Linked DNA regions of Homo sapiens: region 1 is linked to region 2. Evidence: chromatin loops called from intact Hi-C (ENCODE). Cell type or tissue: thyroid gland. All regions are shown on one strand. Links, peaks and the distances in the headings refer to the core of each region. The heading gives the core; the rest is flanking DNA.

Region 1 (13,960 bases), core at 1,535-9,534, 180 kb before region 2:
AACTAAAGAGCTTCTGCACAGCAAAAGAAACTACCATCAGAGTGAACAGGCAACCTAGAGCATGGGAGAAAATCTTTGCAATCTATCCATCTGACAAAGGGCTAATATCCAGAATCTACAAGGAACTTAAACAAATTTACAAGAAAAAAACAAACAACCCCATCAAAAAGTGGGCAAAGGATATGAACAGACACTTCTCAAAAGAAGACATTTATGCTGCCAACAGACAGATGAAAAAATGCTCATCATCACGGTCATCAGAGAAATGCAAATCAAAACCACAATGAAATACCATTTCACACCAGTTAGAATGGCGATCATTAAAAAGTCAAGAAACAGCAGATGCTGGAGAGGACTTGGAGAAATAGGGATGCTTTTACACTGTTGGTGGGAGTGTAAACTAGTTCAACCACTGTGGAAGACAGTGTGGTGATTCCTCAAGGATCTAGAACTAGAAATCCCACTTGACCCAGCGATCTCATTATTGGGTATACACCCAAAGGATTATAAATCATGCTGCTATAAAGACACATGCACACGTATGTTTATTGCAGCACTACTCACAATATCAAAGACTTGGAACCAACCCAAATGTCCATCAATGATAGACTGGATTAAGAAAATGTGGCACATATACACCATGGAATACTATGCAGCCATAAAAAAGGATGCATCCATGTCCTTTGCAGGGACATGGATGTGGCTGGAAATCATCATTCTGAGGAAACTGTCACAAGGACAGAAAACCAAACACCTCATGTTCTCACTCATAGGTGGGAATTGAATAATGAGAAGACTTGGACACAGGGCGGAGAGCATCACACCCAGGGGCCTGTTGTGGGGTTGGGGGCAGGGGGAGGGATAGCGTTAGGAGAAATACCTAACGTAAATGACGAGTTAATGGGTGCAGCAAACCAACATGGCACATGTATACCTATGTAAAAACTTGCATGTTGTGCACATGTACCCTAGAATTTAAAGTATAATAAAAAAAAAGGAAAAAATTCTTTTTTTTTTTTTGTAGACAGGGTCTTGCTCTGTTGCCCAGGCTGGAGTACAGTGGCTTGATCTCCACTAACTGCAACCTCCACCTCCCGGGTTCAAGCAATTCTCCCACCTCAGCTTTCCCAGTAGCTGGGATTACAGGTGCATACCACCACACCCGGCTAATTTTTGTATTTTTTGGTAGAGACAGGGCTTCACCACGTTGGCCAGGCTGGTCTCAAACTCCTGACCTCAAGTGATCTGCCCACCTTGGCCTCCCAAAGTACTGGGATTACAGGTGTGAGCCACTGCACCTAGCAGAGAATTGCTTTTCTTGAGCTTTGGTGCAGTTACCCCTAATGAGTTCCATCCCAGTGCCTACAGTAAAGAGTTGTTACTGAAGACCCTTTTCATGATATTACACAAGATCTTCCTTATGGCGTGTCTTAAGATAATTTTCTTTCTGGTTTTAATATTAGGAATAAGTTGTTTTGCTGGTTTTCACCTCGTGACCCCTGTGGCTTGGGCACTTAATAAGCTCCCACCTTTTCAAGTGATCTCCGGGAAGCTTGGCATCAATTGGTGGCCCACCAGTAATCAAGAGTTGGAATCATTAGGGATACATTTTTGTATCCCCCTTGTTCCTCGTCCTTGTTTTTCCTTTCTTTTATTCATCTACCTTTAATTTAATCTTGATTAACTATATCTGTATACGCACTTTAAATTTTTTTAAAGCTATCCCTTACAGGAAGGAAAATCTTTTCTAGAATAAGGAAGAGGAGGAAAGAAGAAAAAAAGGAGAAGGTAAAGAAGGTCAGAGACTACTAAAAGTCCAAGGAAACCACGAAGGCCTAAGTCAGATAGAATGGCCAGTTCTTCATAAGCATGGGGTAATGTATAATGCATAGCAAAACAAACATCAAGAATAGAAACCTGTCAGATCAGAGCATCAGAGCTAGTCGGTTGCAGGAGTCATGAAGCATGATATGCTGTTAGGAGGAGCTCCAGAGAGCAGAGCCCCATATGAACCATAAGCAAGGACTGTTTGATCCTCACCCAGATTTCCAAGCTCAGCAAGAGAAAAGGAAGGAAAATAGAGGGGAAAAAAGGTCTTTTCTGTGTTGCTACTCATTATTAGGAATGATTTGGAAAGCCAGTTCATAATATTGTCCTAGAATTGAGCTTCTGCTTCTAATAGTGTCAGTGATCTTGTTATACCTATGGTGTTAAAATATGTATATTTATGTAGCACAGAAGTACTCAAATTCTCTGGCCTTTTAATACACAAATAACAATAGCTAAATTCCTATCAAGCATCCTCTAGGGCTGCAGAAAGTGCCTTTTATCAGGTTCGCCTCCTCAAGTACCTCCAGTGGTCACTGAGAAAACCTCCCCGGTTCCATAAACCCTCTCTGCTTGTCACGTGCCATCTCAGTCCGAGCCCTTGCCCCCCAGAATATTGAGGTGCCATGCTCCTGCTTTCACCTCTTGTTGTCTTGTAACTCCAGGAATACCAACTCCCTCTACATGTAGTGCCTTAAATATGCATATAGCCATGTTCCTTAGCTCCCCAAATGTGGCTAATCTGAATCTAATCTGGGTGTGTAATAAATGCCCTTGGAACAAAGACATACAACAGAGAGTAGCTGACAAATGCCATTATATCTCCATGCTCAGAATCTAGGCTCAATTTCCACCAGACCCAAAGATCTCCCTCATTTTCAGTCCAAAGCCCACCTCATTTCTCTGTCTCTGTAGAGCATCTATTGTCTTCCATTCTCTTACAGGGCACAGTGAGGCCCTATTCTGTAACAAAAATGGCCTATTCTGTACTAAATAAAACCATGTGGCACAACAAACAGTCCACATCCTCTCCAGTCTTTTATCTTGTGTGCAGTAAAGAGACAATAAGTCCTGTGCATCATACCTGCCATAACCTTGCCTCCTGCGTTCAGTGTGCAAATGCTTGAGCAAAACCCCTATGCATTTCATACACATAGAATGCTCAGAATACCACAGCTCAAATCCATGTGTAGAAAAAAATGTCCTAAATCTGAGGTCACACTCCAGATAATAGATCCAAATAGAATACTTAGCAGGTTTCCCCAAGGACAAGTGGATTCTTACCTTACATCTGCCTGACCAAAGAGATCACTTACAAGACTCTCTCAGAACAGAAGGGTCTCAAAACAAGAGAAGGATCTTAACACACTCCAGTATCCTCATCTGAGTGCAGATGCTGTTTACAGGCCTCTAGCTGGCAGTTTTCCCACTCCATTCAGGCAAAGATCAAGCCACTACTTGAAAACCTATGAATTACCACTCTATGACACCTTCATTGTGTCTATTCCTGATTCTGGTTCTAATCATGCACAAAACTTAAATATATAAAATGTCCAAATCAGCTGGTAAGCTAAATAATTATTGTCATTGCATTTTAGTGATATCACAGTGCCTGTGGTATCTTGTAATTTATGTTTTTTTCAATAGCAACTTGATCATTTTAGTTTGAGGTTGTGTCTCCATAAATAGTTGGGTTGAATATAAGAATAAGTAATTTTTTTTAACTTTCATAATAGGCAGCAACTGAATAATGAATCAATCCCTAAAAGAGAGTCACTCCAGTTATCCTGAAGACTAACTACGTGAGTTTAGTTGACATACGTCAGCCTTCTAAAGCTTGGACACTCCTGGGGTACTGATAAAATGGATCCTATGAAGCTGAAGACCAGTCTTCATATTTATGATGAGCTCCCAAAGCGTGGTCATGGCATGAGGACCTTCCTGGGCCATCATCATCCAGCTTCTCTTTGGCATCTCTTTAGCTATAGTGGCACACAGGTGCCACTTAAGGGGTACTTTTTGCTAAATAACAAGGACCTTGTTATCAAATGTAGCTTAAATGAATATTACTCTCACCTGTAGAAACCCTAAGACTTATTTTCAGCTCTTGGTCACTTGCTGCTGCTATTTTTGGCTATCATTTTTTGAGTTGTTACTAACTGCCAATCTCTGTGATAAGCTACTTTCGTATATTATCTCTAATCTTTAAGAAAATCCTGCGAGGTGGCCATTATTTTCATATTTTAAAGGTAATAACAGGCAAGTTCAGAAAGATGAAATGCCTTGTCTATAGCCACATAGAGGTGACAAAACTGGGATCCAAACGCAAATCTGTCTAGCTCAAACACTTTCTTTTTCTTACTTACGTTCTGAGCATTTCTTGCTGGCTTAACAGAGTATAAATATTAGTAGCCATGTGTATAAATTGGAATCCAATAAAGAGAGATACCACATAGTAATATGAGCAGGGAAAGTGTAATATAAGGAATTATTCACCATAACAGAGAATTGGAGTAAAGAAGAATTATCTAGTAAAAAGTGAAGGAGAGCTCTGATAACTCAATGATAAGAAGACAAATAATTCATTTTTTAAAAAATAGACAAAAGATTTGAACAGATATTTCACCAAAGAAGATATATGAATGACTAATAAGTGCATGAAAAGATGCTCAACATCATCAGTGCCCTGTCTGAAGGCAGCAGTTGCTACTTCACTCCAGTCAACTGCAATGTGGAAATACAGGTATAGAATTGCCAGATCACCTAGTTCTCCCCCCACCAAAAGCTAGAAATTCAGATTTTTATCTAAGATTTTCCTTTTTTCCGTGTTGGAAACAAATTCAAAATATTTCTTAAAACATCACATACTTGAAACAAAGCATATCTACAGGACTGATATGACTTGTTTGTGACTTCCTCCATAGGTTTTCTATCTGGGGAGGGACATGGCAGAAGCAGTATTTTGGGAAGATATTTCTGGCAGCAGTATGTACAGTCTAGACTGAAGAGGAGAAGGTGAAGCCAGGGAAGACTAACAACGAGTCCAGAGATGGAGAGGAACAAACCTGACTGGGGTGGTGGCACAAAGGAGAGCATGTCCTGTTCATCCTTCCCTCCACAAAGCAGCTGGACAAGACCCAACCAGTGATGGGATCTCTGTAGCATCATTTTCCAAAGGAAGCTGGCACATGACAAGTGCTGCCTCCATTTCAAAATCCATTCATGTACCGACATTCGCCTACCCTCTCGGCCTTGATCCCACTCTCCTGAGGTGCCTGAGGGATCTTGCCACTGTGCGCATGGCACTAAGGAACTCTGCCTGCCAGTCCCAGAACTGCTCTTGTCTCACTCTGTTACCTTATGCAAATGGCAGGCATGGGAAGCCTGCTGCTCCATCTGGGAAATCCTCTGGACCACCCAACCTTCCTCTCGGAGAAAGTAAAGGGAGCAATAAGGAAATATTTGCCAAGCCCTGTACAGCCACCTGTTTGCAGAGAGAGGGAGAGTTGCCATATTAATTATTAAGCAGACCTATCTGAGCCAAAGAGAGTCATGGAAACTTCATTATTATGGGTGGTATGTGGCTGTCTTTGGAATATTCTGCTTGCTTGGTTTCTAATTTCCTTTTCTTACATGAGTCTTTCTCCCTCATAAATCTTTGCATCTCAATGTTCTGTTCTCTCCTCCCTTGTGTTCTGAACTAGGAGTTCCCACAAACCCTCTGTGGTTAAATCTACTCCTCTAAACACCACAGGCTCCAGGCAGCATTGTTCATGAAAGCGGGTGACACCCTTTGGCCTCCGCCCTCTAGAAGGGCCTGCTGAGTGAAGGCCCAGTCAGGGAGGGGAGGGATGGAGGGGTGTTGAGGAGATTGAGGTGGGCAGGGAGTCCCCCCACCTCTCCCAGCTGCCCAAGGAAACACTCTCCAACTGTTTCTCTAGAACAAACCAACCAACAAGCGCCAGGAGCCTTCCGTGAATCTGACAGCCGGCTGATCACAGAATCCTCCCAGCAATGGCACTTAGCCCATAACTGGCAGCAAGTGCCCTCTAGAGGGAGTCAGAGGCATCCTCTCTGAGAGGCAAATTCTAATGTCCTGCCTGAATTGGGTACTTAGAGGGGCTTAGCAAATGATGCCAATTGGGGGGAAAAAAAGGAAAGAAAAGAGAAGCGGGGCAACTGGTGTCTTCATCACTAAAAGACAGAGAGAAGCCTTCCTTTGGTATCAAGAGGAGTCTAACAGACTGTGCCATTCAAATTAGGCTACATTTCTGTGGCAGAAGCAGTGCACATGGCAGAACTAGCGGTGGGGTATGAGTGTGGTGGGCTCCACGGGCTCACTCTGAGAATCTGTCTCTAGCACACAAGGTGCCAGGCCTTAATTTGGTCTCCCTGTTGCTCCTGCTTCTGAAATGTGTTGAAGCAGATACAGCTGTTTAAACTGGCATCCCTGTTTATCTGTGTGTTCCCAGTGTCTAGTATTTAAACACCTGAACTGAATTTAAATTGCCATCAGCTTGTTAACTGCAAAATAATAGAACGATTTCAAGAAGATGGTGGTAGGGGCTGTATTTCGACCACTCTGCTTTCTCATACAGACACCTCGCTCCCCAGGCCTTCTGCCAGATATCAAAAGTAGAGGGTATGTGCTGGGCCTGGTTTTTTTATGCCCTGAGGATCAACATAGTGTAGTGAGAAAATCCTGGCTTTTGGAGTCAGCCCCGACTGGATTTCAATATGAGCCCCTCACTTACTAGTTGTGGGAATGGTAGACGTTTTTAAACTTTCTGCACATCAGTTTGCCCATCTTTAAAATGAAAGTATTAGTACTTATCTCAGAATCTATATGCTTTATTTAACATAATATAAATGATTTAAATCACACATAGACATTTAATAACATGGAAAATGTATGACATATTAAGTAAAAAAAAAGGTGGTTATGGAACATTGTTATAGACTGAAATAACACCATTGTGTGGCTGCCCCAAGTTTTCTGTGGTGTTTGGGTCCACTGCTACCACATACACGTCGCACCATGTTGGAAATACATGGATTCAACTAGTACATGGGTCCCTATTCACTTCTGCTGGTTTTCATCGAGACCACTGCCTCCTGATTTCTATTGCTCTCCAGGGAGGAATCTCTGTATCTTTTACCGTCACCACCTGCTCACTTTTGTCCTCACAAAAGCATCCTTTGGGGGTTGGCATTCCATGCCTGAGAGTAAGGAATACTGGTAAGCTGATGAGAAGAGCTTTACACTTTACAGTTTCAGGTTTTCTACACATATGGACCAAAGGGAATTAATCTCACCTAAGAAGCAAAAGACTCAACACTGTCACAAATTAATATTTAACCAGTAATTATCTCTTCTATAAAATGATAGAAAAATGTATTGAAATGGGCTTCCTGATGCCCTGCTGTACTCTGTTGACAATAAAAACTGATTCAAGCCTTTGGAAAACTATCCATCAAGAGCACTGAAAATGGCATACCTGGGTGGGCACAGTTACTCATGCCTGTAATCTCAACACTTTGGGAGGCTGAGGCAGGAGAATTGCTTGAGCCCAGGAGTTTGAGACCAGTCTGGGCAACATAGCAAGACTCTGCCTCTAGAAAAAGAAAAAAAATTAGCCAGGCATGGTGGCATGTGTCTGTAGTCCCAACTACTTGGGAGACTCAGGCAGGAGGATTGCTTAAGCCAAGGAATATGAGGCTGCAGTGAGCTATGATCATGTTACTGCAACCCAGCCTGGGTGTCAGAGTGAGACCGTCTCAACAACAACAACAACAAAAATCAAATTCTGGGCCGGGTGCAGTGGCTCATGCCTGTAATCCCAGTACTTTGGGAGGCTGAGGTGGGCGGATCACGAGGTCAGGAGATCGAGACCATCCTGGCTAATATGGTGAAACCCCGTCTCTACTAAAAATACAAAAAATAAGCAGGGCATGGTGGCGGGCACCTGTAGTCCCAGCTACTCGGGAGGCTGAGGCAGGAGAATGGCACGAACCTGGGAGGTGGAGCTTGCAGTGAGCCGAGATCGCACCACTGCACTCCAGCCTGAGCAACAGAGCAAGACTCTGTCTCAAAAAAAAAAAAAAAAAAAATCATACTCTGCAAACCAGAATTCTACACCTGGGAATCTATCCTAAGAAAATAATTTAGAATACATAAAAACCTTTATTGCACAAAGATATTTATTGTAGCACTACTTAAACTAGTGAAAAACTAGAAAAAACTACTAGAAAAAGTATTAATTGTTCAAGGGATAAGTATATTATGATACACCCAAAGATTAAAACCATTACTTACAGTTACGGCAAGTGGTCTCCAAAGATGGCTGCCAACATTGTTAGCGATGTTTTTCTTTCTACTTGAATAATCACCTCATTCTAAAAGAAGAATAATTTTGAATTTGGAAAAAATAAACTTTATTATTTCAGAAAGAGTTTGGGTTAGGTAATCTCTAAAATCACTTGTCACAGGTTGGGTTCTTTGGAGGCAGATATTGAGTTGAAGTTTGGGTGTAAGATGTTTATTCAGGATCAACACCTGTGAAAGGAAGAAGGCAGAGGGAGGATTAAGCAGAGGAAGAAGTTAAACTGCAGTACAGACCTGAGGGAGCTTTAGAACAAACACTACCAACAAGGGTGTCCTACATTGGGTCAAAATGGCCTGGCTTTTATATTCTCACCTCACTTAGACACCAAATACACTCAAAAGGTCATGACCTGAGGTGAAGTGCTTTCTGTGATGAGACCAAATCTGAGGGAGCTACAGCTAGAGGACGTGTGCTCATTACACTCCCCACAGCTGGGGCTATAAGTCTTTCCTGGGAAGGAGATCTGAGTGGGGCCTTTCCATGTCTGTTACCTCCCTCCTAGGTCCGTGTTCTTGTGCTCCAATTTCATATGCTTATTTGTTGAACAAACACATTAGCAATAATAATATAATCTTACGTAGCACTTTTATAATGCTTTCATGTATGGCATGCTTCCCTAATTCACAGTACTGAACCAAGGAGTCTGAAGGCTATTTTTTTAAAGTACTGTACAGATTTTTAATGACATTTGCTTTCACCACACTTCAGTAAGACCATTTCATCAGTGTAGTTAAAATTGTGAAACACGTAACATTTGTGCTGCTTCTTCTCAACATATCACTCTCCCCCTCCTAGCAACTCTTCTCCCTTTCCCTGTCAGACAGTTATTGCTCTAATATTGGTAAAAGTCTCTTTGCTCATTGTAGCATCCTACCCCAAATGCTCCTTCAGGTAGCTCACTCTCTTTTCTACAACTAAACTTCAACTGGCTGAAATTAGAAAATGACCAATACATTTATGCATACATGTTCTATGACTAACGACCATGTGCTATTCTTTTAAACATGTCCTTTTTGCTTTTCAAAAGTAATTTCTGGATATAACACCAAAAGCACCGGCAACAGAAGAAAAAAATGGTGAATTGAACTTCAAAATTAAAAACTTGTGTCTCAAAGGACACTATTTTAACAGAGTGAAAAGGCAACTCACAGAATGGCAGAAATATTTGCAAGTCATATATAAAGTACTTGATAAGAGATTGATACCTGGACTATATAAAGAGCTCCTGCAACTCAACAACAAAACACTCACACAACCCAATTCAACACTGGGCAAGGGACTTGAATAGACATTTCTCCAAAAAAGATATACAAATGGCCAAAAATCACATGAAAAGAAGCTCAGCATCGCTAATCATTAGGAAAATAGCTAATCAAAGCCAACGAGATACCACATCATACCCATTAGGATGGCTGTTATTAAAAAAAAAAAAAAAAAAAAACAAGAAAATAACAAGTGTTGACAAGGACGTAGAATAACTGGAGGCCTTGTGCATTGCTGGTGGGAATGTGAAATGGTGTAGCCACTGTGGAAAACATTATGGTTGCTCCTTTAAAAAGTTAAACATAGAATTACCACATGATCCAGCAATCCCACTTCTGGGTATGTACCCAAAAGAATAGAAAACAAGAACTCAGTCATTTGTACACCCATGTTCATGGCAACATTACTTACAACAGCCAAAAGATAGGAAAAAAATCCCAAATGTCCATCAACAAAATGTGATATGTACACACAGCAGAATATTATTCTGCCTTAAAAGGGAAATAAATTCTGATACATGCTACAGCATGGATGAAACTTGAAGACATTCTGCTACATGAAATAATCTAAACACAAAAGGACAAATATTATATGATTGCACTTATATGAGATACCTAGAGTAGTCAAACTCATAAAGACAGAACACAGAAAGGCGGCTTCCAGGGTCTGAGGGAGGAAGGAGTCGGTGGTTCTTGTTTGATATGATGGAAATTTCTGGAGATGGATGGTGGTGCCAGTTGCACAGCATGGTGGAGGTATTTAATATCACTAAACTTTACTTTCCAAAATGGTTAAAATGGTAAATTTGATGTTATGTATATTTTACCACAATTTTTTTTAAGTGATTCCCACTGACTGGCAAGGCTGTAAGGCCATTGGTGTATAAGCTCTTTGAAAGCATGGGCTACATGGCATGTTACCCAGAATTTGAAATCAGACAGACATGAGTCCTAGTCCTCTCTCTACTAATACATGTTAGCAATGAGAATTTGAGTAACATATGCCAACTTCCCAAGCCATAATTTCCTTATCTCTAAAGTGGAGTTTATTATAACTATCAGAATGGTCTCTGTCTGTCCAGTATCCATTTTCCTTTCACATAATAGGATGCCAAATCACCCTAGAGAGCTACCCTTTCTTCACCCTTCGCCCATAAGGTTTAATTGTCTGAGTCCACTCTAGAAATTAAAGAGGGCAGCTGGGCACAGTGGCTCACGCCTGTAATCCCAGCACTTTGGGAGGCCAAGGTGAGTGGATCACGAGGTCAGAAGTTCAAGATCAGCATAACCAACATATTGAAACCCTGTCTCTACTAAAAATACAAAAATTAGCCAGGTGTGGTGGTGTGCACCTGTAATCTCAGCTACTCAGGAGGCTGCGGCAGGAGAATCACTTGAACCCGGGAGGCAGAGGTTGCAGTGAGCCAAGATCACGCCACTGCACTCCAGCCTGGTGACAGACTCCGTCTCAAAAAATATATAAATAAATTTTTTAAAAAAGTAAAGAGGACATATGATCTAGGTTTAGTCAATCAGTGTATTTCCTCCCTCTGGGCACAGCCATTGGTTTGGGAATGGGCTTGAGATCTGAGAAAGTTCAACAGAGGTAATCCCAAAACTTTTGCTGGAGCAGCTAGAAAGAATTTTTCTCTTTTGACAAGGGCTGCCAACAAGATAGAAGGTAATTGTGGAGGTACTGGGAGCCACTAATGACTATGAAGGGAAAGCCTACCAGAGAATAAAGAAGACACAGGAAAAATAGAGCCAAGAGATGGAGAGTGAGATAGCATCAAGATAGGATCATCTAGTTCCTGGATCCAGCAGCACCTGAAGTCCACATCTGTATATTTTGGATATATGAGCCAATACATTTGATTTTTTGTTTGTTTTATGTCATTAAGTTGTCTTTTTATCTTTTGCAACCAGAAAAATCCTGACTAACACACTTACCTTTCTTTGTTACTGGAGGAAGTAAATGTAATAATTATACAGCAGCCTGGCACATTGTACTCTGTCCTATTCACCTCTGAATCCCACCCAGAACACGGTAAATGCCCAACAAATTTTGCTGGACGAGAACACAAAATTGGGAATTGTGTGTCTTACCTGCATTGTGCAAACTCAGAGTATGAGCATAAACCTAGCAAAGCATTGTGCTTCCCTGGGTAGTGAGTTCCTTCTTTCACGAAGCTGAAACTGGCATGATGTGCTGGCAGACTAACACTCTACCAGTATAGGGTCATCACTTCAGAATAATTAAATTGAACACTTATTTAGTGCTTACTATGAGCAAAGCACTGATGAAAAGAACGGTGAACACAAACAGACAAATGGAATCAAACACAAAATAAAGTTTATTAGAGACGATCACCTGCCATGGTTTGAATGTATCATTCAAAGTTCACATATTGCAACTTAATCCCCAGTTGAACTATGTTGAGAGGTGAGATCTTTAAGAGGTGATTAAGTCATGAGTGCTTTGCTCTAACTGACAGATTAATGTCATTAGGAGTAGGTTCCTGATATAAAGGAACTTTCCTCTCCTGCTCTCTCTTGCCCTTCAGCCTTCCACCAGGGGATGATGCAGCACAAAGGCTCTTCCCAGATGCCAGTGTCTTGATACTGGACTTCCCAGCCTACACAACTGTGAGAAATAAATTCCCTGTCTTTATAAATTAACCAGTATGTGGCATTCTGTAATACCAACCTAAAGGAGACCAAGACAGCACCTAAAGGATTGGAGTGTAGTAAATGGAAGTCTGTCACTCTGCCTATGGGACCAGGAAAGGCATTTCTCAGGAAAGGTGGCCTCGAAAATGAGCTGGGTCTCGAAAATTAGTATGCACATACACTAACATTGCCTAGGAAAAGAATACCTATGAGCAGATATAGCCTGTCCTGTTTTAGGATTGCAGGAGAGTGGGCTCATTTAGCACTCCTATATAAATTAGCCTCTGAAAGGGGCTTGAGAAATTAGGCATTAGTTTATTTTAGTTTGTTTTTTCCACCAATTCTACCCACTTCCTCCTTTGGGGAAAAAAAAATCTTCCCCTATAACAAACAATATAATGTTAGTTAAAAAATCATATCAAAGTATGTCGCTTGTAATTATTTGAAAAATAGTTTAATAAACTAAGCTCTGCAGTTGGAGGAGGGATATGGATTGCTTTCCAGGTAATTTAAGGGATCCTGAGCACATAGCTATAACACAGCTGTTTCTAGGGCTCAGGGAGAACTAGCCTTTCCAAGACCAATGTCCCATTGGTTTATCCTGCCAAAAGCTCTGGGCTTGTCCATGAAGCAGTGACTGTGGGGTTAGATGAGTAACAGTGGATTGGATCCTTAAAATCACCACATCTCACCTTGAATGAGCCATAGTTGCAGAAAGAGTATTTCATTAAGGAAAAAGTCATATTTCCTACCAAAGAGGTAGAGTGATTTCATGGATTTAAAACCACAAGGTACTAAAATAACATCTGACAGGAAGGTAGAGAGGGCTCCTGAACCTAGAAATACTTGGACTGAGAGTCTGAGTGTCTTGATGTAATAATGTTGCCATTTTCTCTTATTAGTCTAGTTACCAGCAAACTATGGATCCCTCAAAAATCAATTCAGTACCATATGACCTGCCAATTCTACTCCTAGGTATGTACCCAAGAGAACTGAAAACATGTTCCTAAAAGACTTGTACACAGATGTTCATAGCAGCATTGTTCATAATAGCCTTTATTCACATAGCATTATATAATGCTATGTGAATGCTATGTGAATAGCATAGAATAGTGTGTTACGTGAATAGCATTATTCACATAGCACATTATTCACAACGTCTATCAACAGATAAATGGATAAATAAAATATATATTATACTGTGGAATATTACTCTGTCATAAAAATGAAGCACTGATTCATGCTACAACACAAATAAAGCTTAAAAACATTATGCTAAATGAAAGAAGTCAGACACAAAATGCATATATCGGATGATTCCATTTATATGAAATGCCTAGAATTAGGGAATCCATAGCGACAGAAAGTAGCTTACTGGTTGCTAGGGGTTCAGGGGAGGGAAGAATGAAGAGTGAGTGCAAATGGGCTTGGGGTAACAAATGAGTTCTGGAATTAGATAGTGGTGATGATTGTGCAATTTTGTGAACATACTAAAAATCAGTGAATTGTAGTCTTCAAAAGGGTGAATTTTATGGTACATGAACTTTAGCTCATTTAACATACAAAACAATTCAGACAGATCCAACTTCATGAAGATGTCCCTGAGCCTCATGGTTAGAACTAACCAGTCCCTCCTGTGCACAACCTTTAGAGCACACTGTTATTGTGGACTAATGCAATTTTTCATGTATGCCAGCCTCCTCTGATAATAGTAAGCTCTTCAGAAGCAGGATTATGTCTTGTCCATGTCCGTATCCTCAACTGGGCACAGTGCTTGAAATTCAGCACATATTCAATAAATATATGTTGAATTGA
Region 2 (17,453 bases), core at 3,757-11,756:
TTTCTCCTCTTACCTCCCCACAAAATTCAAGGCCTTCTACAATCCTCGTAAGAGGAAAGTTCTGTCCTGCCCCAGTCTCTCATATCATGTCCTCCTCTGGACTGAGTGGGCACCCTTGTACTTCCTGCCTTTTCGAGAAGGTAAGTTGCCCTGCTTCTCTAAGGGTGCAGCCTAGAGCTGTTTTTCAAACTCATATCCCTTTGGTTGCTTATCTTATTTTACTTTTTTTTTTTTTTTTTTTTGAGACAGGATCTTGCTCTGTCACTCAGGCTGTAATGCAACTTGTAGTTCACTGTAACCATGAATTTCTGGCCTCAAGCAATCCTCCTGCTTCAAGTGACCCTCCCACTTCAGCCTCTCAGAGTGCTGGGATTACAGGCATGGGCCACCATGCCCTGCCCTTTGGTTGCTTTAGATCCTCTCCAAGTTCTTGTTATCACACTTCACTTGTGAGGCATAAAACTCAGCATGATCTATGTTCGGAAAGAGTCAGGACTATTACTAAGATCAGGCCAACTTCTGAGCAGGGCTTCTGGTGAATACACTCTGGGGCTGGGTGGGCTGGTGGTTCTGGGAAGATCCCAGCCCAGTGCTGAGGTCTGAGAACTTAAAGAGGTGGTAGGGATGGGAGTCCCACAAAGGATGTTTCAGGGAGGCTGAGGGTCAGCTTCCTCCCTCCCTGCAGTCCTGGGCCTGGGAATGCAAGAACCCTTTTCAAACTTTCACAGATGTCTGAAGGAACTGGGGAAGGAGAGGAGGGCTTGGCTATGTCACTCTCAGTGAAATGTTCCCTACCACATGGGTGTGAGGCTTCCCATCACTCAGGCTTCAGGGAGCTCTCTAAAGACCCCTGGTGGCTCTAAGAGAAGTCCCCATAGGATTGATCAAATGCGGGAGCCAGTTGTGGGCTTCGGAGGTGTAGTAAAGAGAATCTGCACATTCTCCCTGTGCCATATTGCTCGGCTTTCTCCTATCTCTGGAACAGCTACTTTTCAGGGATATAGGGAAAAAGCAACAAGCCCATTTTTAACTTCATTCCATGTTCCCTCCCAAAAAAGGGCTTGTACAGGTGGTTGAATTGGGGGAGTTACGCTAAGAAGTAGGATTGGGACATTTGGGGTCTGTGAAGGCTGAAAGAAGGAAGAAGGAGAAGCCAATCCATGGTTACTTTATCGGATCGTCACTGTGGGCAACCAGAGCTCAATCCTACTTAGAAGGCTATGAAGCCCCTGTAGAATGCATCTCAGACTTGGCAGCCTGCAGGGTGGAAGAGGGAAGTATTAATCTACCAGCGTCTGCTCCCATTGATCCAGTATTGTCCTTTGGGTGATAACTTCCCCATACTCTCAGGTTTGCATGTGTATCAGAATGGCCAAGCAGGTTCTTGCAGGCAGATGTGGCAAAGAAACCGGGAACAGAAGGTGAACACTGCTCTCTGCATCCAAAGACACGGCGCGGCCAGGTTTCACTTGCTCACAGCTGGTTGCTACAGCAATGGCTGAAACAATAAGGTGGGCCCAAAGGAGGTATGTGGGGCACTGGATTCAGGGGATGAATCCTCTTTCCACCTCCCTCCACCTTCAGATTCAGATCCTGCCAATTCGTCAAAGACTAACTCAGTCCCCTCCTGAGAAGTTCTTCTAAAGGAATCTGACCATAGCCAACTTTTCCCTTTAAACTCTCAGAGCAGTCACTACATAGAACTTATTTTTGCTTGATCTGTATAATATACTACGATCATTTCACTCCTTGGATAATAACTTATGGTCAGAGATTTCATGAACCCCAACCCCAGGAGCTTGTACAGCAGTGGATGCAAAACAGGCCTGTCAGTGTTCATTGCATTGAATGGTATAACAATTATAGATAATAAGAGCTCTGCACTTTTTAAGCATTTGCTTCCTTGTCAGCACCATAAGCTAAGTTATAGGAATGGAAGAAGAGAACCTGAGTGAAGGTTTTATTTGGGGCTCTGGATTTTAAATTTAACCTCCAGAACCATGACACTTTCCTGCTCCTCAAGGTCTTCAAGTTATCTCTGCAGCCTTCTGTTTGAAGACATTGGTGGTGCTGGACTGGCCTTTCCAGCTGGTCATTTCTTCCCAGCCCTTTTTCTCACTTCAGCCTGGCACACCCCCTCCTCATGATGCCTTCCTGGGTCAGATCCACTCAAGTCACTGAATTCAACTCCACATGTATCAACCCAGAGCCTTATGTGGCTAAGTCCAATGATGCACTATCCCTTCTCCTGGGCAAAAATAAAAGCAATAAGATTTTCTTCCCAATGTCCCTCTAGAATTAGTAATGAACTTGCCCTGCTCTATCCAAATCCTTTTGCCATTCTCTGATGTTGACTCATAGGCAAAATGAGTGATTAGGGCAGTGGCCTGTATCAGCGGAACTAAGCTTACTGCCATTTTGAGACAAAGGTAACTGGTCTTTTGGGATTTGAACCAATGACCTGGACCTCATTGGCACAATGCTTTAGCTGACACAGACTAGCCCATCATCTACTTTTTGTTATCTATTCTAAAGAAGGGGTGCACTGGACATGAATAATAGAAGCCGTAGGTAATTCAACTCAACGAAAAGCTAATGAGGGCATATGGTAAGCCAGGCCTTGTGTTACACAGCAGGGTACTCTGAAAAGACCTTCATATTTGGCATCGGAGATCCTGGGTTTGAATCACGGCTCTACCATTTGTTGGCTACGTGATCTTAGGTGAGTCACTTGACTGCTAGGTGTCTCAGTTTTCTCATGGGTGGGATTTTATTGAGGATCAGATGAGATACAATATGTGAAAGCACTTCTAAACAGTTGAGTGTGAGATATTGTTAGTTTTTATGTAAAGAACAGGACCCGATCTCTACCTTTAAGGCTTTTACCTTTTGTCTGAGTCTGATAGGATTGGATTTCTTCCAGAGAGAAAATTTCCTTGAGGAATAAGCTCAGGGCTCCAGTCCACTCGAGCAGAAGGGAACCTTCTTGTGGGAAGAAGTCGTCTTCCCTCCATGTGGTCTAACTTCCCAATCAGGGAGGAGGCTGCTGGTGTCCATCCATCTGAGCAGGTGGCAGCTGACTGCCATAGGTAAGGGCACACAGCCTGGAATATGCATTCATGGATTACAGAGAATTCACAGATCTCTCTGGGTAGACCCCCCAGGTAGGATATATGTAGATATTTTGGAGCAAATTGTTCTAGACAAACGGTTTAAAAATCAAATTTTCCAGGCTGGGCGTGGTGGCTCATGCCTGTAATCCCAGCACTTTGGGAGGCCAAGGTGAGAGGATCACCTGAGGTTGGGAGTTCGAGACCAGCCTGACCAACAAGAAGAAACCCTGTCTCTCCTAAAAATACAAAGTTAGCCGGGCATGGTGGTGCATGCCTGTAATCCCAGCTACTGGGGAGGCTGAGGCAGGAGAATTGTTTGAACCCGGGAGGCTGAGGTTGCAGTGAGCTGAGATGACCCATTGCACTCCAGCCTGGGCAACAAGAGCGAAACTCCGTCTCAAAAAAAAAAAACTAAAAAAAAAAATACGGCCGGGCGTGGTGGCTCACGCCTGTAATCCCAGCACTTTGGGAGGCTGAGGCAGGCAGATCACAAGGTCAGGAGATTGAGACCATCCTGGCTAACATGGTGAAACCCCATCTCTACAAAAAATACAAAAAAAGTTAGCTGGGCGTGGTGGCGGTCGCCTGTAGTCCCAGCTACTCGGGAGGCTGTGGCAGGAGAATGGCATGAACCTGGGAGGCAGAGCTTGCAGTGAGCCGAGATCGCGCCACTGCACTCCAGTCTGGGCGACAGAGCAAGACTCCATCAAAAAAAAAAGAAAAAAAATCAAATTTTCTCCTAATTGACAGAAACCTTCTCCCCATAAGTCCCACTCAATTTGAGAAGATGTGTACATTTTGACCGGTAACCAGTCAGACCTTAAACAACTAATTAAGTTGTAGAAATATTAATGGCCGTGCTCATGTTTGTCTAGAACTTAATGAAGCACATGAGGTGAGAAACTAGAACTAAACGAAGCACATGAGGTGAGAAACTAGAGTTACCCAAGTTTGGAAATCTTATAAAGTGGTTAGTGTTCAGGAAAGGTGGAAGAAAATTGAGAGGCTTTAAAAAAAATCAAGATTGGGAATATTAGAGAATGTAATCCACTAGAAAAATCATTCAGCTGGGAATAAATGAGAAATAGATGAATGAAAAAATTCTCTCATTTCTTTCTTTGGCATGTATTGAGTATGATGTGGTAGGACATGTTCTAGCAGCTGGGGTATGTAGTAGACCCCTGTTGTCTGGTGGAGCACGCATCCCCCAGTTACTAAGGAGTCACAGCTGCACCCTTCTCTGGAGCCCTGCAGCAGGGAAGCACTCCCCCCAGCTATGCCTGGGAGATTATGCTGCCTTCATCCCACACACACACACTCTAGGAGCAGCTTGCAGCCAATGCCCAGTTGTTGGGGATGGGGGTAAAAGCACAGTCCCCTTGTCTCAAGTGGGCTGACTCTGTGATGTTATTCAAGCTCCAAAGTGCCCCCTGGAATCAGGCTGAGGCTAGACCCACAGCTTGACTGATCTCCCCAGCCCTATCCAGTTTCCCTCACTCATATGAATTTCATCCTCAATAAATCACTTGAGTAAGAAGAATTCTCACCTCAGGGTCTTCTTCTAAGGAACCCAAGTTAAGACAATGGGCAATGCTGAATAAATCAGAAGTAGTCTCCCTCTGGGAACTTGTACTGGGGGAGGATACAGACAAATACACAAGCATTTATAATGTAGAGTCACAATGGTAGCTTCAGAAGATTCATGGTGCTCTGGGAACAGGAATGGTCACAGAGTGTTTCTTTAGAGTTGAACATTTCTGAGCTGAGAACTGAAGTATAACTAGGAGCTGGCTGGGTAAAGAGGTGGGGGAAATAAAGAATTTCTCAAGCAGAGGAAAAAGAAGATATGGAGGACGAATGGAAGATACTGCAATATATGCCCCCCAAATCATAAACGGTTCAGTATGACTGAAGCCAAGGGTGACAGTAGCAAGAAAAGACACCAGATACAGATTATGAAGGGCATAGTGAGATATTAACACATTTCTATTGTATCCCTGGGCAAAGGAAAAATAATGAAGAATTTTAAGTGGAGGACACATGATAAGGAGAGGTGAAGCCAGCTGGACTTCCTGTGTCGAGTGGGGGACTTGGAGAAATTTTCTGTCTAGCTAGAAGATTGTAAACACACCAATCAGCACTCTGTAAAAATGGACCAATCAGCACTCTGTAAAATGGACCAATCAGCTCTCTGTAAAATGGACCAATCATCACTCTGTAAAATGGACCAATCAGCTCTCTGTAAAATGGACCAATCAGCAGGATGTGGGCGGGGCAAATAAGGGTATAAAAGCTGGCCACGCGGAGCACCCAGCCAGCTGCTGCAACCCGCTGCCCTCTGGTGTCCTGCTGTGGGAGCTTTGTTCTTTCACTCTCGTAATAAGTCTTGCTGCTGCTCACTCTTTGGGTCCGCACTGTCTCTGTGAGCTGTAACACTCACCGCGAGGTTCTGTGCCTTCGTTCTTTAAGTCAGGGAGACCACGAACCCACCGGGAGGAACAAACAACTGTGATGCGCCATCTTTAAGAGCTGTAACATTCACCGCCGGGGTCTGCGGCTTCATTCCTGGAGTGAGTGAGACCACGAACCCACCAGAAGGAAGAAACTCTGGACCCATCTGAACAGCTGAAGGAACAAACTCCGGACACACCATCTTTAAGAACTGTAACACTCACCGGGAGTCTCCGTGGCTTCATTCTTGAAGACAGCGAGACCAAGAACCCACCAGAAGGAATGAATTCCGCACACAGTAAGATTTCTATTTTTAAAAAATCTCTGGGCTGTAGAACGGGAAAAAAAAGACTTGGAAGGCAAAGCTGATAGTAGGGATACAACACCAGTTAATATTTCAGTTGTTGTATTATAGGTAAGGGCTAGAGTATTGGCATTGGAGAGACGGACTAAATTCTCAGCTCCAACCCTTACCAGCTTGGGTAAGTTATTTATTCTCTTTAAATTTCAATTTCCTTAATGGTAAAATGGGGCTACAGTAATAACCAGAGCAGATACGCACATTCAAGGATCTAATGTATGAAAAGGGTTTTATTATTTTTGCAACAGTTGGCACCCTGGAAGCACCATCAAAATGATCTGTTATTATCCATGTGATCTTAACTTGGGCAACAGTAGTGGAAATGGAAAGACAGATCGCTGGTGCTGTGGCACACACCTGTAGCTCCAGCTTTTCAGGAGGCTGAGATGGGGATCACTTAAGTCTAGCTTGGGCAACATAGCAAGACTCCATCTCTAAAAAAAGTGTAGATGGATTAAAAAATGGTAGGAGGTGGAATTAAAGGGTTGGATGTGGAAGTGGAAATGAAAGAAAGTGAGGTGTCAAGGGTTTCTGGCTTGGGCAGCAGCAGGTAGGTTGCAGCATATTTTCTTGAGATAGGACTTTAGGAGGAGGTAAATATTCTGAATGGAAGCTGTAGAACTGGATGTGCTGCTTTTGAAGAGCCTATGAGATACCCAAAGTGGAATTGTCTGGAAAGTAGTTGTACAAGAGAGGCTGAAGTTGAGGAGAGAGATCTGGGTAGAACATACATAGGTAAGGTAGAGAGAAGAACTCAGACAGTGTGTACTGAGAATAGAGAAGAGGGCGAGGCACCGCACTGGACCTGGGAGACAAAGGTGAGAAGACAAGACACCCACTCTCAGGAAACTCAGTCTGGTTGGGGAAGCAGATAATTAAACAGATAATTAGAATACAGTGGAATACACCCCATAGGTTGTTTTGGACCAAACCTGTGGGGTGGATCCCAGCAGTTGAAGGAACTGAATGAAGATAGAACAAGGACTCTAAAGGTCAGAGCTAAAATTGGAAATACTCAACAGGGTGGGGATGGGGCAAGGAAGGAAAGGGTGGAACAACTTGGAAAAGATTTTGAATGCTCTTAAACCAGAGACAAAGTAATTGACTGGAACATCGCAGCATTAGGAAGAATGTTAGTGCTCTTGGATTCCATGCTTCTCAGACCGTGCTATCTTGGAATCCTCACAGTTCTGAGGGGCCCCTATAATTAGAGGCCACCATAGTGGAGGAGTTGAAACCAAGCAGACACCCTACTAAACCAGAGTTGTTGTCTTGTTTTGCACATTAAAACTGTGTACAAGCTTTGTTTTGAAAAAAAAAGTTGTTATGCCTGAAAAAGAATTGAAAACTACCAACTTAAGTAAATTAATGTACAGATAAAGAATAAGAGGCCCAGAGAAGCTAAGTCACATGCTTAAAATCAAATCATACAGCTCATTAGGGATCAAGTTGGGCCTAGAACCTAAATTTTTTGTTCTCAGGCTGGTGTTCTTTCTTGCTATGTCTGAGACCTCGTACTTCTAATTTGCCTAGTCCATATTCATTTGTATCTTCAGATTTTTCTGAACTGTAGTAAAAGAGATGTGTATTTCAAACATCATGAGAACAAGGCGTGGGAGGGATCTTACAGAGCAGCAGTTAAAATCATTGCTGGCATGTGGTCTTTCACAATAAAATTCTCCCCTTCCTTTTGATTCCTCTAGGCAACAGCACAAAGTTAAACCAGGAAGTCCCTCTGCCTTGCTAGGGATCCAGGTTTGCCTTCCTGTTGAGGTATCCCATTTCATTACAGTTGACCTAAGTTTGAACAAACACTGCCACCTGATGCATGAAAGCTCTACTGTGACCTACGTTAAAAGGTAATTTAAAAAAAAACGAAACATAGAATCATGACTCATACAGATTGAACATGAACATGTGTTAGAGATTTTATTTAACTCAATCTATGAGAGAACTAGGCAGATATTATAACTGGATCAAAAGAGAATACAAAGAACATGTATAGATCAAGAATATTGAATGCACAAAAAAAGGGCAAAACTGACTTCTTCCACAGAGGGAGCGGGAATCAATTGAACCTCTACCAGAAGGGACAAAACTTGAATGTTTACAGAGAATAATTATTTTGCAATGCTATCAGCTAGCTACAGTTTACAAAGTTGTGAAATAGCTCCCATAGAATCCAAATCAGATAAAAGATAGCAGAAGGGTGTGTGATGGACAACACATAGTTTTCCAAATATGTGCAGACATTTTCCTTACAACTGTTAGAAAAGCAGAAGTATCTTTTACAATAAAACATGGGCATCCCAGGTTCCTTTTTCTGTTTTATATACATGCAAAAATATACAAGTGTGTATGTGCATATGTATTTGCATATGCTTTTTAAAATAAAAATTTCACAAAAAAGAACTTAATCCTGTATTCATGCAATGTACCCTGATACTTTTTATTCTATTCTTTGTTAATGCTGGTATCCACACAAATTAATTTCGTGACTCCTTAATGGGTTACTACCCACGAATGGGTCAAGGATTCACAGTTTGTAAACGGGACTAGATCAGTGCTCCTCAAACTGTCTGTTGTGAAGCACCAGTTTTTAAATATTTGACAGTTTTCAGTCCTTCACATACTGACTGATGCTTTTGTAAAACACAATAAAAATAAATTATTAGAAAAATGAAATGAAAAAACTCCCATAGACTTATGAAATGCAAGCTCAACTTTTTATTATTAGATTTAACAGACATAAAATTGGATGCTGGGGCAAGGTCAAATTCCTATTTAAAGATTTCCAAATGCATATTTTGTTTCTATGCTTTGTTTCTGCACACTGGAACAGTGGTGGATTCCACTGGTCCTTGGACCACACTTTGAGTAGCACTGACTAAGTGACCAGCTCTGACAGTATGGTGATTTTTTGTTTTCCAGGAGCTGACACTCCCTCAGGCTACCTTAGTCAGTGGGGGCTTACTGCAGCATACCTGTGGCGATGAGAGAGAGAGGCACATCACAGGAGCATCTGGCACCAGTGGCATCCTGGTGAGTGAAATGTCATATGGACACTGGAAGGATCTAACACTGAGGTGGCCCTTCATCTCTGTGCTGTTCACCACGAGCATGCCTGGGCTGCTCTTCTGTGTTCTTCCTGATGTTTCTCATGATACTGATTGATTTTTGGAATTTCCCAGTTCGTATTCCCAAGAGAACCCATTGCCCTATTTAATCATCACTTCTGTTGCTGCAGAACTTTGTGCAGTACTGGGATTGCTTGCTGCCTTAATGTCAGGAGTTGGCCAGGCATCCAGTCAAAGGGCAGAGTAGGCTCTTGTGGTATCGAAATGGCCACCCTCCTTCAAGGAGCAGCAGGTCCTCTTCCTCAGCACAGAAGGCAATGGTGAGGAAGAGGCTAATTTTCCTTTGAAGAGGATTTTGAGAAAAGGTTGGCCCATCTAAAATATTTTACAATTCTCTGTTCCCAAACCCTGAATAATCCTTGGAGGTCACTCACTGTGCAGGAGGCTGAAGAAGGGTAACACTGTCAAAACTGCAGACACAGACCCTTCTGGCTCCACCTCTATCCTACCCTAGAGCTAGGTTAAAGAGAGACTCTGGAGAACTTACTCATACCCAGTGGGGTACTTCTACATTTCTCTAAAGTCAGGAGACACTTTCCCTTTGTGAATATTTATACTTCTGAAGACATTTGCAAATCTTTAAACTCTTGGTTAAACAATAGTTTATACTGTCCCCCTATAATTCAGAAAAGCATAACTTCAAAAGAATGATGACAAACTTGGCCGGGTGTGGTGGCTGATGCCTGTAATCCCAGCACTTTGGGAGGCCGAGGCGGGCGGATCACCTGAGGTCAGGAGTTTGAGATTAGCCTACCCAACATGGCGAAACCCCGTCTCTACTAAACATATAAAAAATTAGCCAGGCATGGTGGCGGGCACCTGTAATCCCAGCTACTGGGGAGGCTGTGGCAGGAGAATCACTTGAACCTGGGAGGTGGAGCTTGCAGTTAGCCGAGATAACGCCACTGCACTCCAGCCTGGGCGACAAGAGTGAAACTCCGTCTCAAAAAAAAAAAAAAAAAGACAAACTCAATGAAACACATAGAACAATCAAGGTGTACAGAGATGTAGACAGTGGTAGTGAACAATTCTCTACCCAAAGCTGAAGGAGAGTCATTGCCCACCATAAGTCAATCCAAATCTGAGAAAATTACAACTTAACCCCTTTACTTTAAGGGTTGCCCATGAATAGTCATAGCTAGTTATGTCAAATCCTTAAATGCTGGAGTCCGTGTTTACATCTTTACCCATATCCTTTCATCTATTTCATTTCATACCAAAATGAACAGACCCATTACATGTTTAGATTTTCTAGGCTTGTCCACATCTCCCATATAAAAGATGTAATGTGTATAAAGTGCTTAATACAATGTCTGCTGCATAGTAAGCACTCCATAAATGTTAACTCTGACATACATATATATTAAATCTATACTAGCTAGATTGCTTGAATTATTTTTTGTGCATGTGGCTGTATTGATGCCTGCTTAGGTAATAGCCATCTTCATTATTCAATATGATTCTGGTTTCCTCTGAAGTTTAGTGAGGTGTGGTTTTTCTGTGATGTTCTCCTCCACTAGTTTTCAAGCTCATCTTGGAAGGTCTTTTACAACCTCGATAACGCCCTGCAGTTATTAGTATCAAGAATGCTCTGTACACTGTGGGCACCCAGCACATGCTGCTGGCTGGCTGACTGATTTACTATGCCTCCCCCTTGCCCATTATAAGCTTTCATCACTGCAAATGTAAGAACCTTCTTTTCTACATCTCCTGCCATCCAGAACAGTCTTCATAGATCTCCCTGCCTCATTGACTCATCACCTCATTTCACCCTTTCTTCCTTTTTCTGGACCTTCTAACTTTTTCTCCCCAGATTACCATTTTTTTTTTCACTCAGCATGCACACATTATCTAGTTTTGGAAAATACTCCCTATTTGCTCCTATATCTTAATTTGGCTGTCCCCATTTCTATGCTGCCTACTAGTATAAATGAGACAATAGCTCAAAGAACAATTTGTAAAAAATGAAAAACTCTGTGCAGACTTTCAGGGAAATTAAACACATACTTTAGACCAGGAGCTCAATCTATGGGTAAGAAAGCTTCCTTAGCTGTCTTCTCTATGAAGCTGTGATTGGGTGAATGTTTTTAAAGGAACTCTCTGAATATGAAAGGGGGTTGGGGTGGGATGAAGCCTTGGCCATCTGGATGAGAAAGATTCAGATGCTGAAACAGATCTCTGGAGTTAATGAATTTCACAGTCCTTTGCCCTTACTTTGCTTGTCTCAGTCTAGAAACAGACACCTGGTGTAAGCTTGTTAAATGGCAGGAATAAGTAAGAAGTGAAAAAGAGCTAAAGCAAACTTCTTTGCAAACTGCTCTCCTTGTGAAACTAAGCAGGTAGTTCTATGAGTGACGGTAACTCACATAGCCTCTTGGCTTTGTGTTGAACATAGCACCAAAGTTCACAAGCATTTACACACCTGCAGTTTTTTTTCTTTTTTTGTAGATCAGGTCTGGCCTAATTACAGGATTTCATTGTATTTTTATACATATAATAATCTAGTTTCCCCTGTAAATGATTCATTTACAATTCAATTAAACAGCCAAGGAGAACCAAATGTTAAACATGTTTTTAAATAAGATACAATGTGTGTAATTAGACAGAACACATACCCCTATCTTAGTGTTTGATTTGCGTGATAATACAAAATAGGTCATTTGAGGCTATGCCAAATATCAGGGATTAGATGACCTTTAAGTTCCTGTCAAGCTGGAGAGTCTATGATTTTGTGATCTGAGTGAAAAATGAAAAATTTAGTGCATCATCGAAATGTTTACAAGAATCCAGCTGTTTGATGTCAGGTAGACAAAACACCCAGACAACTGACAGAGATGCTTCATTTTCATCCAGATGTTTTTGCATTGCATTGATTTAGCCTGACACACAGCAAAGTTAAGTCACTTACTCAAGATTTCTGACAAAACCTTCTGAATATACTGGCAATAAAGTTGTTGAGAGATTTGCCATTTTAGTATCAGTGGCACGAATGTTTTGCTACTGCTCCATCGACAGCTTCTGAATCCATAAGATTTGAAAATAGTCAATTCAGTTCTCTCCACTCTGCAGCTCTGTGCTCTCCTCACTGTCTCCATTCCCCACACCCCCAAAGGTCTATCTTAACCTGAGCTCTGACCCATGACAAAGTGGTCTCCTCGATCACAGGGCTGTGTATGTGGCCTTTGTCATGGAAGCTGCTTCTGTTCACAGTGATCACTGTGTCTTGGGGACATTGCTGTCTGGGCCAAGGGCTGGCCAAATCAGAATTTCTGGCCATCCTAAAGGTTGATTGCAGCAGGCAGTCATAGCCACCATTCATCCTCCCATTATCATGGTCAATAATACCACTCATCTAGGCTTGGCTGTGATTCAGGGACCTGGCTGAGGTGACTGATGCTGACCAAAAGTCATTTTTTTTTTTTGAGATGGAGTCTCGCTCTGTCACCCAGGCTGGGGTGCAGTGGTATGATCTCGGCTCACTGCAAGCTCCGCCTCCCGGGTTCACACCATTCTCCTGCCTCAGCCTCCCGACTAGCTGGGACTACAGACACCCGACACCACGCCAGGCTAATTTTTTGTATTATTAGTAGAGACGGGGTTTCACTGTGTTAGCCAGGATGGTTTTGATCTCCTGACCTCGTGATCCACCTGCCTCAGCCTCCCAAAGTGCTGGGATTACAGGCATGAGCCACTGCACCCGGCCCTGACCAAAAGTCTTATCCACACACCTGTAAATCTAAACACTGACCTTGGGTTTGCAGCTGTAGCTACTATATGGAGAGCCATATGTGGTTTGCACATCAGTCTCTTTGACTCAGCTTCTTCTGGTTGCCTTGACTCCCATTGAATCCCCCAGTGCCTGATTGCTGCCCATCCCAGGCCCATCTGGTAACCCTCATGCTCCAAATGTTGCAAGCTTGACCACTTAGTTTGAAATTGTGCTTCAAAGGCATCTTCCTCTGTGATCCTTCCCGGCTTCTTTTCCCCAGGCACCCTGCAGCCTCACTTTCTTTATCACTGCCTCTTTCTGGCTCTCTGCACAGGCCCCGTTGCTGCCAGTCAAGCCCTGCCTGAATCTGGATAGTATGGCCTTGCATGCCCAGAGGGCTTTTGCTCCACCAAATCCCCTATGCGACCTTGAGCAAATCACAACACTTCCCTGGGCCCCACTGTCCTAATCTTAACATGAGAATGTTGGACTAAATCAGGTCTGAGGTCCCCTCCAGTTCTAAAATTGTATTATCTCTCTAATACTGTGAGACTGGCTGCCTTCCAAGGTGCCACTGCTCATCATTCTGTCTAGTTGTTATGCAAGGATTTCGGGAGGAAAAAAACATAAGGCTCCAGGAGTAATATCTTGAAAAATTATGAAATATGTCTGCTACCTTTCTCATCTTCATGAGCCCCTTGTTTTACTTTTGTGTTGAATTTAAAACTCAGAGACTTAAACTCACACATTATGACAGTTCTGTCACTTCCTTAAATTACGCAGTAAAAACACACAAAGGTGCAGGTAAGTTTAGCACCTTGAGTGTTTTGTAAGCAATGCTGTGTTGGGCTGAGGATGGGGGTGTGTGGTAGAAAGAGGTGCTGCAACAGAAGCCAGAAGGGAAGAAGAGCCTATAGGGGAGAGAGACATTAAGGGCCTGAGGGAAGGGAAGGTGCCTGAGCTCAGGGACTGTAAAGGAGGACTGTTCACCTTGAATGTCCAATCAGCACTTTCTCTGGAATTTAGATAATGTTAATTCCACATGTGAACATATTGCCTAAAAAAAAGAAAATAAATTTAGCGTATAAACAGTCCTTGGATGCTTCCAGTGGTTAGATTTTTCAGATAAACAATCTCCTATGGTATTAAGAGCTTGTCCTTCTCTGGCAAGGATGGTCCAGGACAGATAACATTGAGTGCTTTCCTCTAACATATTTATATTGGTTACATCAGGTTAATGAACACCCAAGGCATTTTTCAAGAAGTCACAAAGGGGGTGAGTCTGAGGAGCAGGTGTTGAAGTAGAAAGGAAGGCCCGTCTACACACTCTTTATGTGAGTGAATCAGAGGTTTTTGCTGTTGCAATTGTGGTTGTTTTTATAAGTTGAAACCACTAGCTGATACAGTGATTGACTTTCCCAAATATCCCTGGTGATGATTAAAAAAAAAAATCACTGAGATTATCCCCGATTTGGGCCTCTAAACTCAGGGATGGTTCTGGATAAGCAACCCTGTATCCAAGTGTGTCTTAGGTGATGCTGGTTGAGAATGGGACACCCATTCTCTGGGAGCCAGCCAGAGAAGTTACCCTGCTGTTGGAGAGACGGGCTATCACTGAGGAAACAGTGCATCACCAGGGAGGATCGAATTCATGCTCCTCCTCCCCCAACAACTCTCATACCCTCACAGATACTCCTTGTTTCTCCTTGTCTCCCTTTTCTCATACCCACATCAGCTTCCCTCACTCAGTAATCAACTCATTGAGGGTTTGCTTTAAAAATGTATCAACATCGTAATCTTCTCCAAATTAGCTTCTCTATGGCCAGGAGAACCTTAGGTTAGGATGTCCTTCTCTCGTAAAGTTTCTGTAGCAAGTGAAAGCAAGAGGGACCATTGGGGTGGTAGGGCAAGACACTAATCCTCAGTGAAAAGTCTAATCCTCAGTCACTAAGTGTCCTGGCAGATTAGAGGGTAAAGTGAGTGGGGAGAATCAGCTTAAAGAACCAAATTGGATTGGGCCAGAGCAGAGGTATAGGTATGGAAGAGTGGTTTTGTCAGTAGCTGCTGATTGAGCCAAGTTCAGCATGGAACTGACAGAGATGATATGGAAGACAACTTACCTAAGTAGCTCCTGGGTCAGAAAGAAGCCTCAAAGTGAGAGAACCTGGGGGGAATCTCAGCTGGAGTCCCCTTATGGGACTTTGATACATCAAGATCTCTTGGCTATTGAGGAGATAGTGGGTCCAGAAAGGGGATGAAGAATCTGGAAAAGTGTGGGAGATCAACCATGCATAATTCTTTTTATCACTATGGAGTTTGTTCTAGAATTTTACAGTTTACAAAGTATAATCACACATATTATCTCATAATTTCCACAGTTACCTAATGTTACTGAGAAGTAGTTTTAGCTAACTCTATTTTATAATTCATTCATTTGCTCAACATATTTTGAGAGCCTTTTATGCACAAGGCACTGTGCTGGATACTGGAGATACTACAATAGACAAGACTATATCAACAGTTGAAAAGTAATTGCCATTGACAGGATTATGCTTCGGTAAGGGTAGCTGGGCACAGCCAGCAGGAAGATCTGAGGTGGTCTAGGCAAGTATTTTCAAAAGAAGTGACATTTAAGATGAGACCTAGTAAATAAAGATGAGCTTAGGTGAGGGGTAAGAGATGGAAGCATGTTACAGCTAGAGGTACAATTTATTGCAGACCCAGACACGAGAAGGTCAGAGAAAATCAGAGAAAGCAAGCAAGTGAATTTGCCTTACTCTAGGACCCACACTTTGGTGATCACAGCTGGATGAAGAATGTCAGGGGATGAATCGGAAGAAATGAAACTGGAAAGAGGAAGGAACCAAGTCTTGAAGGGTCTTGGAAGCCATGTTAAGAAGGATGAATGAGAGGTAAAGAAGACGACATTGAGCTTTCTCACTTGGGCAGTTGGCGGATGGCAGTTGGTGGATGGCAGTGGGTGGATGACTTTACTGAGGTAGGAAGCCTGAGAGGAAAAGCAGGTTTTGAGGGAGAGTTGACTAATGCAGTTTAAGACATGTCATGTCGGAAACATCATGTATCACACTGTCCAGTAAGTAGTTGAAGACAAAGATCTGGATCTCAGGAGAGGAGCATGGGCTGAAGATGGCAATATGGAACTATTGCTACATGGTTGGTTATTAAAGACAAAGAAGTAGCTGAGATTGCCAGGGAGAGTAGACAGAGGAGAAACAGGCCCAGGATAGAGCTCCAAGGAACTTCAAAAGTAAAAAGAAGAGAAGGAGAACCCATAAAGGAGTTGAAGAAGCATGTTGTTCTGTTGAGAGAGTATATTCTGGCCATATGTCTCTGGGCAAGTTAGGTCACCTCTCTGAGCCATGGTCTTTTCATCTCTAACAAGGACAGTAATAGCACCTACCTTACGGAGCAGTACCTAGAAAGTTTATCGCAATTCTGGCACATAGTAAGCATCAATTAAGGTTAGCTCATGTTTTAGTAAGAAGAATGATAACAATGAAAAAAAACAAGTAGAGTACTCAGAAGAACATGAGATGAAGTTGATGGCATGAGGGAAGAGTGTTGAGACAAGAAAAAACTGGTCAATAAGGACAAATGGGCCAGGTGAAGTGGGTCACGCCTGTAATCCCAGCACTTTGGGAGACTTGAGATGGCAGGATCTCTTGAGCCCAGGAGTTCAAGGCCAGCCTGGGCAACAAAGTGAGACCTTGTCTCTGCAAAAAATAAATACATAAATAAAGACAAATGTACTGAGGTCAAAATAAAAAGGCTGAAAACAGTCTATTGGATTTGGCTGTAGGTAGGACATTGATGACCTTTGCAAGGTATGTTTCAGGAGCATGGTCTGAGATGAGAAGACCTGGAGATAGTAATTTTGGGAGAAATGGATTTTCAGACGAGTTCGGTAGTTAGGCTGAGGACACACAGCCAGTGAACTCTGTTGTCACATAGTGACCCGAACTCAGATTGTCAGACTCCAAATTTTGTTTTCTTTCCACCTATAGGACCCAAGGAAGATAATTTAACAAATAAACCTAACTCCATGATTTCTGCTTAGTTAACTGAGGAGAGGAAGGAATGAAAAAAATAAAAATAGAAAGAAAGGATGGGGTATGGGGAGATAGGAATATATAGCAAGGCACAGAATTTGTCAGGAAGGGTAATTAGGCAGACCCATTCCCAGGAACGGGAGGAAGTTGAATATAAAATCAACAAATGTTTCTTGAATGCCTCTCACGTGTCAAGCCTGTGGGGACTGCAGATGAAACAGAGACATAAGACACGACTCTTGCTTCCAGGAACAAGACATAAACATGAGAAAAATTTAAGTGCTGAACAGTTGTTTAAGGCAACAATGGAAGAGCTGCCACAAAGCAATATATGATTTATTGTCAAATGAATTGTAGCAAACAATGAATGAAAAAACTTCTTCAGAATTTGCCAAGGAAAGCTCACTCAGTTTCAGGTAGATGAACTGGACCCCTAAGCAGCGCCAGGTATGGGGGTCCCTGGGATTTGTGCCAAGAGATGGGGCTGCCCCTGCTAGTGGAGGGTAATAAACCTTGTGGCGTAGGCCCAGAAAAGCTGGGTGCCCTATAACTGGGCTATAGGATGAGAACACTGGTCTCCACCTGGCTCGGTGTGTGTGTGTGTGTGTGTGT

Evidence for each region. A loop is a pair of places that touch in the nucleus more often than their neighbours do. Peaks named below come from ENCODE experiments on the same cell type or tissue, not always from the same donor. Only the 100,000 strongest peaks of a DNase experiment are listed, where the experiment ranks them.
Region 1: a loop joins it to region 2, with 2.2 times the contacts of the local background. A loop is called at or near these places in 6 of 110 quality-filtered maps.

Annotation. Positions count from the first base shown.
Region 1 is chr1:147,692,033-147,705,992 of GRCh38, reverse strand. It overlaps LOC105371230 (a long non-coding RNA gene), which reads left to right. Exons shown (of 3, transcript XR_922077.4): 3 at 4,752-5,927. LOC102723321 (a long non-coding RNA gene) reads right to left here and starts at 5,265. Exons shown (of 3, transcript XR_922079.4): 1 at 5,185-5,265. In thyroid gland, for the core only: a CTCF peak has its summit at 5,880; a DNase peak (open chromatin) is centred at 5,832.
Region 2 is chr1:147,505,852-147,523,304 of GRCh38, reverse strand. LINC00624 (long intergenic non-protein coding RNA 624) reads left to right here and starts at 5,430. Exons shown (of 4, transcript NR_038423.2): 1 at 5,430-5,862; 2 at 7,629-7,784; 3 at 8,857-8,967. RefSeq lists a silencer at 7,033-7,233 and an enhancer at 12,586-13,244. In thyroid gland, for the core only: a CTCF peak has its summit at 7,743; a DNase peak (open chromatin) is centred at 7,694; H3K27ac peaks cover 1,059 bases.